3 separate regions of the Homo sapiens genome follow, and regions 2 and 3 are each linked to region 1. Evidence: chromatin contacts called from ENCODE Hi-C or POLR2A ChIA-PET data. All regions are on one chromosome and are shown on one strand. The core of a region is the stretch at or near the end of the contact, and the rest is flanking DNA. Distances in the headings are between cores, read along the strand shown.

The links. Hi-C counts contacts between places; a loop is a spot of excess contacts on that map. ChIA-PET counts read pairs that join two places held with the same protein, here RNA polymerase II (POLR2A). Pooled maps may share reads with other maps.
Region 2: a loop to region 1 is called in a map of heart right ventricle, with 7 times the contacts of the local background. The contact joins two enhancer-like sites. A Hi-C loop is called at or near these places in 4 of 168 maps with a recorded cell type or tissue (CD4-positive, alpha-beta memory T cell, CD8-positive, alpha-beta T cell, heart right ventricle and 1 more), 1 of 37 single-sample maps with no recorded cell type and 11 of 50 pooled maps. POLR2A ChIA-PET finds 5 or more read pairs at or near these places in 9 of 52 experiments (GM12878, OCI-LY7, Panc1 and 6 more).
Region 3: a map of cardiac septum shows a loop between it and region 1 (4-fold over the local background). The contact joins two enhancer-like sites. A Hi-C loop is called at or near these places in 6 of 168 maps with a recorded cell type or tissue (CD4-positive, alpha-beta T cell, CD8-positive, alpha-beta T cell, cardiac septum and 3 more), 4 of 37 single-sample maps with no recorded cell type and 13 of 50 pooled maps. POLR2A ChIA-PET finds 5 or more read pairs at or near these places in 10 of 52 experiments (AG04450, BJ, CD4-positive, alpha-beta T cell and 7 more).

The regions. Positions count from the first base shown.
Region 1 is chr7:3,026,817-3,030,708 of GRCh38, reverse strand. The region is part of intron 1 of CARD11 (caspase recruitment domain family member 11); the gene reads left to right. Among named protein-coding and RNA genes, the nearest start is that of CARD11, 15 kb to the left of the region's middle. Within about 2 kb of position 2,553, at least 8 of the 41 ENCODE cell types and tissues checked have a DNase peak (open chromatin) inside an H3K27ac peak, as active enhancers do.
Region 2 is chr7:3,060,937-3,064,854 of GRCh38, reverse strand. No RefSeq gene overlaps it. Among named protein-coding and RNA genes, the nearest start is that of CARD11, 19 kb to the right of the region's middle. RefSeq lists an enhancer at 1,374-1,693. Within about 2 kb of position 1,619, at least 3 of the 41 ENCODE cell types and tissues checked have a DNase peak (open chromatin) inside an H3K27ac peak, as active enhancers do.
Region 3 is chr7:2,976,932-2,980,336 of GRCh38, reverse strand. All of the region lies in intron 1 of CARD11 (caspase recruitment domain family member 11), which reads left to right. Among named protein-coding and RNA genes, the nearest start is that of CARD11-AS1, 35 kb to the right of the region's middle. RefSeq lists enhancers at 1-138, 54-143, 139-870 and a silencer at 1,604-1,693. Within about 2 kb of position 1,801, at least 6 of the 41 ENCODE cell types and tissues checked have a DNase peak (open chromatin) inside an H3K27ac peak, as active enhancers do.

The sequences.
Region 1 (3,892 bases), core at 1,304-3,803:
AGGAACTACTGGGTACTGGGCTTAGTATCTGGGTGATGAAATAATCTATACACCAAATCCCCATGACACTAGTTTACCTATATAGCAAACCTGCAGGTATACCCCAGAGCCTAAAATAAAAGCTAAAAAAAAAAAAATCCGTGATGACCTCGTGACCTTGAACAAATCGCTTCACTGTCCCAAGATTTTATTTCTTCATGAATAAGATGGAGATAAATAATTCCTGCCTTGCCACTACACAAAATTGCTCTCAAGACAATGTAAGTAGATGAAAAATGGTGCTGGAGGTTTTTATGCACCGTGGTATAAAGGGGAAGTTTTATTTTTTATTAATTGACCTCTCCAGTTGTGGATTCCTGTCGGTCACGCACTCCTCTGAACCATCTCACCGGTTGGGTTGAAAGCCCTTTCTTTCCCTGTTAATGGATTCAGTTTGCTGCCCCCCACTCTGGGAAGACAAGGTCATTTGGATTTCCCTGGTGCGGAGGAGAAAGGGGATTAATATGGGGGTTGGATGCGGGTGTGATCCTTCCGTGCTTAGAAGATCTCAGCATTCTTTTTTCTCTCTCTCTTTTTTTTTTAAAAACTCTAAGTTCTGGGATACATGTGCAGAGCATGCAGGTTTGTTACACAGGTATACATGCGCCATGGTGGTTTGCTGCACCCATCAACCTGTCATCTAGGTTTTAAGCCCCACATGCATTAGGTATTTGTCCTAATGCTCTCCCTCCCCTTGCCCCCCAACCCCCGACAGGGCCCACTGTGTAATATTCCCCTCCCTGTGTCCACAGATCTCAGCATTCTTCTTTTTTTTTTTTTTTTTTTGAGACGGAGTCTCGCTGTGTCTCCCAGGCTGGAGTGCAGTGGCGCCATCTCGCTCACTGCAAGCTCTGCCTCCTGGGTTCACTCCATTCTCCTGCCTCAGCCTCCCGAGTAGCTGGGACTACAGGCACCCGCCACCACGCCAGGCGAATTTTTTGTATTTTTTTTTTTTTAGTAGAGACGGAGTTTCACCGTGTTGGCCAGGATGGTCTAGATCTTCCGACCTCATGATCCGCCCACCTCCGCCCCCAAAGTGCTGGGATTACAGGCCTGAGCCACCGCGCCCAACCGGATCTCAGCATTCTTTTTTTTTTCTTTCTTTCTTTTTTTTTTTTTTTCACTCTAAGTTCTGGGGTACATTTGCAGGACGTGCAGGTTCGTTACATAGGTATACATGTGCCATGGTGGTTTGCTGCACCCATCAACCCGTCATCTAGGTTTTAAGCCCCGCATGCATTAGCTATTTGTCCTAATGCTCTCCCGCCCCTTCCCCCCAACCCCCGACAGGGCCGGGTGTGTGATGTTCCCCTCCCTGTGTCCACGGATCTCAGCATTCTTAACAGCCGCTGGGCAGGTGGCAGCCTGAAGGTTTTCTTCAGGGTCACTCAGCTAATCAGTGACCAGGGGGGTCTTGCATCATAGAACCCAGAGCTTCCAGTTCCCACCCACTGTTCCCACCACTTAAGGATGCTGCTGTACAATGGGTGGGGACAAAAATCTTCCCAAAGTAAATTTTTATCTCCTTTAAGGGTTCTTTCTTATTATCCAAATCTCTGGAGTTAAATTAATTCTCCAGTTGGGCAGCTAGAAGCAGTCGGTCTCCCTAGCATGCTGCCGAGCGCAGCCCTGGTTAATTTCTGGAGAGGGCACGTGCCCTGCAGCCTGTGGAAACCCAGCAGAGATATCCAGACATATCTATTTTCGTTATCTGATGAAAATGTCCCTGTCCCTAAATCTACAAGCCCTCTTTCTTTCACCTTGAATCTTGTGAATGCCTTGTGTTTTCTGCCCAAATCCCAAACAAAGCCTCTATCTGCAGCCTCCTGGATCTATTAACTTTTCCCAGAGACCCAGGGGAGCCATCTGTTCTTCTATTATTTGGTTTAAGTAAAGCTTTGGGGCATTTCTTCTTGCCAGTGGTATATTCCGAGCTGGATTCATTGCCCAGGCCCTTATTTATTAGCATGTGTGTTTTATTGCAATGCGTTTCATTTCCTTCTGTCTTTTAGTCTGGGCTTCATCCTGGAGCCCCCGTCATGAACGATGTTTGGTGCTGTATGAAACGAGATGCATTCAAAACCCTTTTAAGACATAAAGGGCTTTTTTTCTGGTTTGATTTTTTTTTCCTTCTTCTTCTTCTTTTTTTTTTTTTTTTTTTTAGTGGCAGATAAATAAAGGACCTGAGTTTCCTGTAGGACTGGAAACAGTGAATCAGATTTTTGTTTTGTTTAAAACCTGAAAATCTCAGGCAGGAGTCGAGAGTGTCTGGACAGAGCTGAACGCTGTGTTTAGGTGTTTGAGGTGTTAACCCGTTCCCGGCGAGCCATTCCATGGGAGAGGGGGTGGCCACCCACAGGGACTGATTTGAGAGGTGCCAGAAAGCTTGCTTGAGTCAAAAGGTGGCCCGGGGCAGACTGGGCACTTCCTCTGTTGACTTGCCTGTCCCAGAAGGACATTTTAGTGATTCAGCGTCTGCTGTGATTCACGGAACAGCCAGTGCCATGAGTGTGTGGTCTGCTCCCTACCGGCCATGTGACCTTGGGCAAACCATTGAACTGCTCAGCACTTTTCTTCCTATCTGTGACATGGGAGACAAGACCAGCACCCTTCTCCTGGGAAGTTAAATGAGACACTGGCCACTCATTAGCAGAGTGACTTACAGCATCATTTTCCAATTCTTTCTCTTTTTTTTTTTTTTTTTTTTTTTTTTGAGACAGGGTCTCGCTCTGTCTTCCAGGCTGGAGTGCAGTGATAGGATCATGGCTCACTACAGCCTCCACCTCCCAGGCTCAAGTGATCCTCCCAACACAGCCTCCTGAGTAGCTGGGACTACAGGCATGCACCACCATGCCCAGCTAATTTTTGGTTTTTGTTTTGTTTTGTAGAGACAGGGTTTTGCCATCTCTAATTCTAAAATTAAGTGTGAACGCTTTACAGAGCCCTTCGATCTCTCTGCTGGTCCCCATTCATTAACACCCATTACTGTCATGACCCACTTAACACATACGCAGAGCCTAACACGCACAGACACTCTGTGAGTTGCTAGGGATAAAAAGACAAAAAGACAGAGTCCCTGCCCCAGCAAGCCTGTTGTCCGGGGAGGAGACAGATATATAAACAGTCAGTTGCGAAGTAATGGAGTTGCTCTAATGGATGCTTGAAATGAAGACAGACCTTGGGGACAGGAACAGACAGGTCTGCCTGAAGGAGTCAGGAAAGACCTCCCAGAGCCGACAGAAGCTGAAATGAGACTGGGAAAATAAATAGGTTTTTGCCTGGCAGAGCAGCAGGCGAAGCGGCAGGCACAGAGCCGTGGTGGTGTGGTTAGTGTCAGCGCTGGAAAAAAGATGTGAGGACGTGGAAATGGGGCAGGGGAGGCCACAGGAGCCCTGGGGTGCTGTGCCAAGGAGGGCAGATGCTGTCCTGTGGGCAAGGGTGCGTCACCGGGGCGTTCTGAGCAGCGGCTACAAGCCAGGATGGATGCACGGGTTACAGAGATCACAGACAGCAGAGACGACAACAGATGGGTCCCTCAAGGCAAGAGGCAGGCCCTCATTTAATGGGCCACGGGCCAGGGATCGTTTTATTGTGATTTCAGATAAACTTTGTATTGAAGTAGCAAATGCACACCAGAGACCTGCACTCATCCTAAGTGTGTAACTCAGCGGATTTTCACAAAGTGAACACACCCAGGTCGCCCAGTGACACCCAGATCAAGAAACAGAACATGACCAGCTAAAAAATAATATTGTAATATAATAACATTTAATAGAATAAGAATTTTGTAGTGTAAGTATGTCCCAAATACTGCATAGGACATTCTTATGCTAAAAAAAAATAAAAATAAAAA
Region 2 (3,918 bases), core at 370-2,869, 35 kb before region 1:
TGGCTCATGCCTGTAATCCTAGCGTTCTGGGAGGCTGAGGCAGGAGGATTGCTTGAGCCCAGGAGTTTGAGACCAGCCTGGGCAACATAGTGAGACCCCCATCTCTACAAAAAATAAAATAACATTAAGTAAAATTAGTCAGGCATGGTGGTGTGAGCCTATAGTCCTAGCTACTGGAGAGGCTGAGACTGGAGGAGTGCTTGAGTCCAGGAGTTTGAGACCAGCCTGGACAAAATACCAAGACCTCATCTCTGAAAAAAAAAATTCTTAAAAAAAAAAAAAAGGTGTCCCTGCCTCCTGGGATTCCCAAGAGATCCTCTCTCAGACCTCTTCCCTTTGCCTGCAACAGATAACATGTTCATCCTGGATCCAGTCCCCATGATAGGCAACTGGAATGCAGTCCTGCTAGGAGCCTCCAGGAGACAGGACAGAACATACCTTGGAGTTACCCTACCAGAGAGTTGAGATAACTGGGTTATTTATCCTGCAACTCCACCAGTTATGGGCTGAGAGCTGCTCCTAGGGCCACTCATATAAAACAGAGAACACCTTCAGGCAGAAAGTCCCAGGTGGTTACAGCTGGTGCAAGTGGGGCCTTTGCACCCAGAAGTGATAAGCACGGGGGCACTTGGGTAGAGCCTGGCAGCTTCATCTCCTTTAAAGCTCCCTCAGGGGCACGCACTTCGTCATTCAAAACAATTCGCTGTCTCTTTTTCTAGAAATCGCTGATCTCAGTTAGTGGGCTTATGTAAGAAAGCCATATCTTCTCCACTTTCCCCTAATCCATGTAAAAAATAAAACACATTTTAAAATATGTATGTCACAGGCTCAAGAATGTGAGTCCCAACCAGGCGGAGTGGCTCATGCCTGTAATCCCAGCACTTTGGAAGCCCGTGGCAGGAGGATCGCCTGAGCCCAGGAATTTGAAACCAGCTTGGGCAATGTAGCAAGACTTCATCTCCACAAAAATGAAAATTTAAAAATTATCTGGGCGTGGTAGTGTGCACCTGTATTCCCACTGCTGGGGAGGCTGAGGCAGGAGGATTGCTTGAGCCCAGGAGTTCAAGGCTGCAGTAAGCTAGGATCACACCCCTGCACTCCAGTCTAGGCGGCAGAGCAAGACCCTGCCTCTAAAAAACAAAGAAAGAAGAAGAAAGAAGAAGGAGAAGGGGGAGAAGGAGAAGAAGAAGGAGAAGGAGGAGGAGAAGAAGAAGAAGAAGAAGGAAGAGGAGGAGGAGAAGACGAACGAGGAGGAGTAGGAGGAATAAAAGGAAGAAGAGGAGGAGGAGGAAGAGGAAGAAGAAGAAGAGGAGAAGCAGAAGAAAGAAGGAAGAAGGAAGAGGAGGAGGAGGAAGAAGAAGAAGAGAAGAAGAAGAATGTGAGCCCCTAGGGGGCTAGGGGGTAGGAATGATGTAAGCAGGCTGTTTCTCCCCCTTTTCATTCCTGACACCTCACTCCTCCCGAAGACTCAATAATACAGCCACCTTAACAAAACTTTCCACTCTGAGGTGGGCAGGGAAGGAGGTGGAGGAGAAAGGGGAGGAGGCTGGGTGGTGGCAACAGGTTGAGACTGCACCACTGTCCTCATTTCACAGAAGAGAAACTGAAAGAGCTGCACCATGGGCCCCGGGTCCCACGATGCACTCACAGTGGAACTGAGTGACTCAGACTGGGTCCTTCTAGCTTGTGTTTGCTCTGCCTAAAGGTTTTTGGACTGAGACACTGCAGCCCTGTGATTGCCATCCTGGGCTGTCTGCACATGGGCCCCAAAGACCAGTGCTGGGGTAGAGCAGAGAGTGCCAATCAATGGGGCCCAGGCCGTCTCAATTCCACTCTGAAGCACGTGTGCACAGTGTCGGAAGGGAGGCAGGAATGGATAAGACCCAGGCCATGCTCATGGCTGAACTGGTGTGCACATCAGAGAAAGATTTGTGTCTGAGTAGGCTTCAGAGGGTGTCAGAAAAGTGGGGTGGGCATTGGCACCCCAAGGGTGGAGCACACTGGGAGCCACCTACTCCAGGCTCCTGCAGGAAAGGGTCCATTGTCTGTAGAGAATTTAAAATTAACAATAAAACCAATGAAGAGTTAGACTGTTTCTATTATCACCATGCACCAGCAATTCTACACAATGCCCATGATCAGCTATTCCTCATCGAAAAAGAAAAAAATCTTTGTTCGGGCTAAGTTCTAAACAATTGCTGTGGTGACTGTTGGGTTTTAATAATAGCTATGTGCACTCTGGATTAGCACAGTTTTTATTACTCAAGCTTTAATACATATTGTATACTACCTGGGAGTTAATTCCAAGAACTCCCGTTCCTGCAGTCGGCTCCCAACATCCCCCCAACTCAGCTGCTCCCCAAGAGTGAGTTCCCGTGGCAACAAGACAAGGTCATCCACTCTGGCCACTGCTGGAGCCTCTAGCCAGGGCAGTTAGGAAAGAAAAAGAAATGAAAGACTTCCAGATTGGAAAAGAAGAAGTAAAACAATCCTTATTCTCAGATAACATGATTTTGTAGAAAATCTCAAGGAACCCACTAAAACTATTGAAACTAAATATGAGTTCTGCAAAGTTGAAGGATACAAAATCAATATGCAAAAATCAATTGTGTTTCTAGATGATAACAATAAACCATTCAAAAATAAAATTAAGAAAACAATTCATGTACAATAGCATCAAAAAGAATAGGATACTTAGGGATAACTAAGAAGTATAAGACTTGTATACTGAAAACTACAACACATTGTCAAAAGCAATTAAAGGTAATCTAAATAAATAGGAAGACAACCCACGTTCATACTCCTCAAGTTGATCTACAGGTTCAACACAATTTCCTATCAAAATCCCAGCTGTTTTTTTTTTCTTTGCAGAAGTTGAACAAGCTTATCCTAAAATTCATATGGAAATTCAAGGGCCCCAGAATATTCAAGACAGTCTTGAAAATGAAGAACAAAGTTGAAGGACTCACAGCTCCTAATTTCAAAACTTACTACAAGATGACAGTAATCAAGATAGTGTGGTACTAGCATAAGGATAGACATAGAGAAAAATTGAATAAAACTGAGAGTCCAAACATAATGGATTTTTGACAAGCGTGTCAAGACACTTCAATGAGGAGAGAATCGTTTCTATTATGGTGATGGATGATAATGGATGGATGATGGACTCACGGATATCTACATGCAAAAGAATGAATTTGGATCTCTACCTCACACCATACATAAATATTCCATCAAAGAGCATCATGGCAGCCAGGTGAAGTGGCTCACGCCTGTAATCCCAGCACTTTGGGAGGCTGAGGTGGGTGGATCGCTTGAGGTCAGGAGTTCAAGACCAGCCTGGCCAACATGGTGAAACCCCATTAGCCAGGCATGGTGGTGGACACCTGTAATTCCAGCTACTCAGGAGGCCAAGGTGGGAGAATCGCTTGAACTCGGGAGGTAGAGGTTGCAGTGAGCTGAGATCATACCACTGCACTCCAGCCTGAGCCAAAGAGTGAGACTATGTCTCTCACACACACACACACACACACACACACACACACACAAAAAAAAAAAAAAAAAAAGTTGATCATAGACCTAAACGTAAAGGTTAAAACTGTAAAAGTCTCAGAAGAAAACATGGGAATAAATATTTGTGACCTTGGGTTTGCCAATAATTTCTTAGCTATTTCACCAAATGCATAAGCAATTAAATTAAAATTTCTGTGTTACAAACAATACCATCTAGAAAGTGAAAAAGCCCACAGAGTGGGGGAAAACATGTGCAAATCACAAATCTGATATGGGACTTGTAGCCAGAATATATAAAGAACACTTCTAACTCAATAATAAAAAGACAATCCCATTTTTTAAATCAGCCAAGGATTTGAACAGACGTTTCTCTAAAGAAGATTCACAAATGGCCAGTAAATAAAG
Region 3 (3,405 bases), core at 552-3,051, 50 kb after region 1:
AACCAGATGTGGAGTCTCAGCAGCAGGTGCTGGGGCGACTGTCTCATGCCGTGGCTTGGATTGCACAGAGCTCCATGGATCCAGCCCGTAGACGCTCTCCATACATGCCCGGTGACCCACACAGGCCAGGATGCTCCCGTTGTCATGTGGCACTGGGTCTTATTTTCTTCTGACTGGGACAGTGCCAGGGGCCGGGGAGTGGGGCTCAGTGCGCAGAGTGTGTCTCAAGGCCTGAGTTGCCCGTGGCCCCCAGCTGGGTGGAGAGGAAGTGTGTACAGGGTCTGTTTCCAAAACGTGGGGCCTTGCAGCCTGGCCCTCCCCAGGTCTGGGAAGGGTTCGTGTTCCCCACCCCTCAACCCCGCAAGCACCTTCCAGACGGTTCCTCTGGGATCTCTTGAGATTGCAAATGCTAAGAAATGAGGCTGTGGCTCGCTGGTGTCCACCGGGGCACCAAAGGCCCAGCCCCTGCCCACAAACACCGGAGGACAAACCAGGCGACTGTGGGACAAGGAGCTTCCCAAAGAGACAGTAGGACTGGGGACCCCAAAGGGGAAGTTCCCCTCCCCCCGGGATCCCTGAAAGGGATCCGAGTAGATTCCTCAATTCCTGGTGAAACACTCGGGAATTTCTTAAGTCCTGCGGGCTTGAAGACCCTCGGCAGCCCCTTGGTAACTTTTGCTTGCAAGAGACTACAGCCTTTTTGGGGCTTCGCTGACTTAAGTGGTTTGAAAGCATCAGCTGGTCCTCAGAGACCTCCTTTAAAATGCAAAACAGAATAATAGGCTCTTAGTGTCTCTAGTTCACATACCGCGTAACGTCCGTCTGACAGCCCTGAGTGCAGAGATTTCGGGGTGACCCCCAGCCGTCACTGCCCGGCAGGTGGAGCCCCACCTGCAATATGCTCCTGTCACCTTAAATCCTGGCTTCCTAAGTGGGCTCCTTCATAGCTCCCTGCACACAGGGAAGAAGAGACAGATGATCAGAGAGCAGCCAGTTACCCCCTCTTCGATGCTAAGGAAACGCATTCTTAACAACCTCATGTCCATACTGATCGACCGTTTCTGGGTGCAGTTTTCACAGGTGCCTTATTTCATTATTGGTGATTGTATCATTTGGCACAAACGTAAGAAAGACTTCCCTGTTTGCATCTCATTTGTCGTCTTGCAGTTACACGGCGGGAGGGTACAGATGATCTCTGAGCCTGCAGAATCCCAGGGTCTTCTCACTGTTGCTGGGGAGCGTATTTCCGTCACCACTGTGGTGGGGGAGGCAGAAACCACTGGAAAAACGTGGCCTCATGTTTGCTGGTCTTGGATTGTAGTAGATAAAGTGCAAAGAAATGGCCACCCCAGGCTCCAAGCCCGACAAATTTATCTAAAGACGTTTTTACACAATAGAGGCATTAACAGAGAGGGTGGGGGCACACCACGAGAGTCTGCCCCCTTAGAAGAAGAAAAATCGGTGCATTTCGAGATGTGTTTGGCTCCTCTTACCTTGCACGGATAGGCGGAAAGTGTGAGTCTGAGTATTTGTAAGTTTCAAGATCACTGATGGGCTGGAAACAGGTGAGCCGGCCTCCGGGAAATTACCCAAGTTCTTCAGCAAGTTGCCTGCAGTCCTGGGAGCTCTCAGGAGAAGGGGCGTGACCAGAGCTGGTTGCAGCACCCCCACCCCCTGGCCGGACCGCCCTCTCGCTTTCTCAGCCTGCACCCGGTGCCCGCGCCACCCCCACCGTCTCCTCCCTCCGAGTTGCCGTTCTTCATTTCTCTTTCCTTTTCTCAGCTCTGCACCTGTGGGTACAACGTAAAACCCTGAGTTCTTGTTCCCTTTTCTGTCACAAGGCCTCTGTCCCGCCGTCCCCTCTTCTCCCACTCACCTCACCCTCTTTCTCCACCTCTGCTTCTATCTTGTCCTTTCCTTGACCCTGCCTCCTGTAAGTGCAGATCACAATGTCAGGAGATGGAGACCATCCTGGCCAACACGGTGAAACCCCGTCTCTACTAAAAATACAAAAATTAGGGCACGGTGGCGGGTGCCTGTAATCTCAGCTACTCAGGAGGCTGAGGCAGCAGAATCGCTTGAGCCCAGGAGGCAGAGGTTTTAGTGAGCCAAGATCGCGCCACTGCACTCCAGCCTGGCGACAGAGTGAGACTCTGTCTCAGAAAAAAAAAAAAAAGGCCAGGCACGGTGGCTTACGCCTGTAATCCCACCACTTTGGGAGGCCGAGGCAGGTGGATCGCGAGATCAGGAGATTGAGACCATCCTGGCTAACACGGTGAAACTCCGTCTCTACTAAAAATACAAAAAAATTAGCCAGGCATGGTGGTGCACGCCTGTAATCCCAGCTACTTGGGAGGCTGAGGCGAGAGAATCGCTTGAACCCGGGAGGCAGAGGTTGCAGTGAGCCAAGATCACGCCATTGCACTCCAGCCTGGCAACAGAGTGAGATCCATCTCAAAAAAAAAAAAGGCATTCCTGCAATTCCCACGTGGACTGTTGCCTCCCATGACAAGCACACGGCCTCCCTACAGCGCTCAAGTCCCAGCTTCCCCACAACCTGTCTCATCCCTTGGTGTCCCCTCCCCAAGACTGGGAAGTCTCAGGTCTTCACCAGAGATGATCAGAGCTTCCTGCCCAGGCTGTCTGGGGCTTGGAGTCACTGAGGGTTTGGGGCCTAGCCCCTGCTCACCTCGGCTCAAAAAATTGTAGCTGTTTTTATTTTAGTTTAGTTTATTTTTGAGACAGGGTCTTCCTCTGTCACCCAGGCTAGAGTGCAATGGTGTGATCATAGCTCACTGCAGCCTCAAACTCCTGGGTCAAGCAATCCTCCTGCCTCAGTCTCCTGAGTAGCTGAGACTACAGACATACCCCACCACGCCTGCCTAATCTTTTTATTTTTTTGCCCAGATGGGGTCTTGCTATGTTGCCCAGACTGGTCTCAGACTCCTGGGCTCAAGTAATCCTCCTGCCTCAGCCTCCCAAAGTGCTGGGACTACAGGTGTGAGCCACTGCACCCAGCCTGTTGCTATTTATTTATTGAGGTAAGATTCATATAACATAAAAGTCACCATTTTAAAATCAATAACCTGGTGGCGTCTAGTACATTCATAGTGCTATGTAACAACCACCTCTATCCAGCCCCAGGACAGTTTCATCACCCCAAAAGGAAACCTCATCCCCATTAATACCCACCCCCTCCTCCATCCCTGCCTCCCCCCAGTCCCTGGTACCCACGAACCTGCCTTCTGAATCTATGGATTTGCCTATTCTGGGCGTTTCATCTAAATGGCATCTTATGATGTGTGGCCTTTTGTGTCTGGCTTCTTTCACTGAGCTTAGTGTCTGCAAGGCTCATCTGTGCCACAGCAAGCAGCAATGCTTCTTCGTGCCTTTGTATGGATGAAT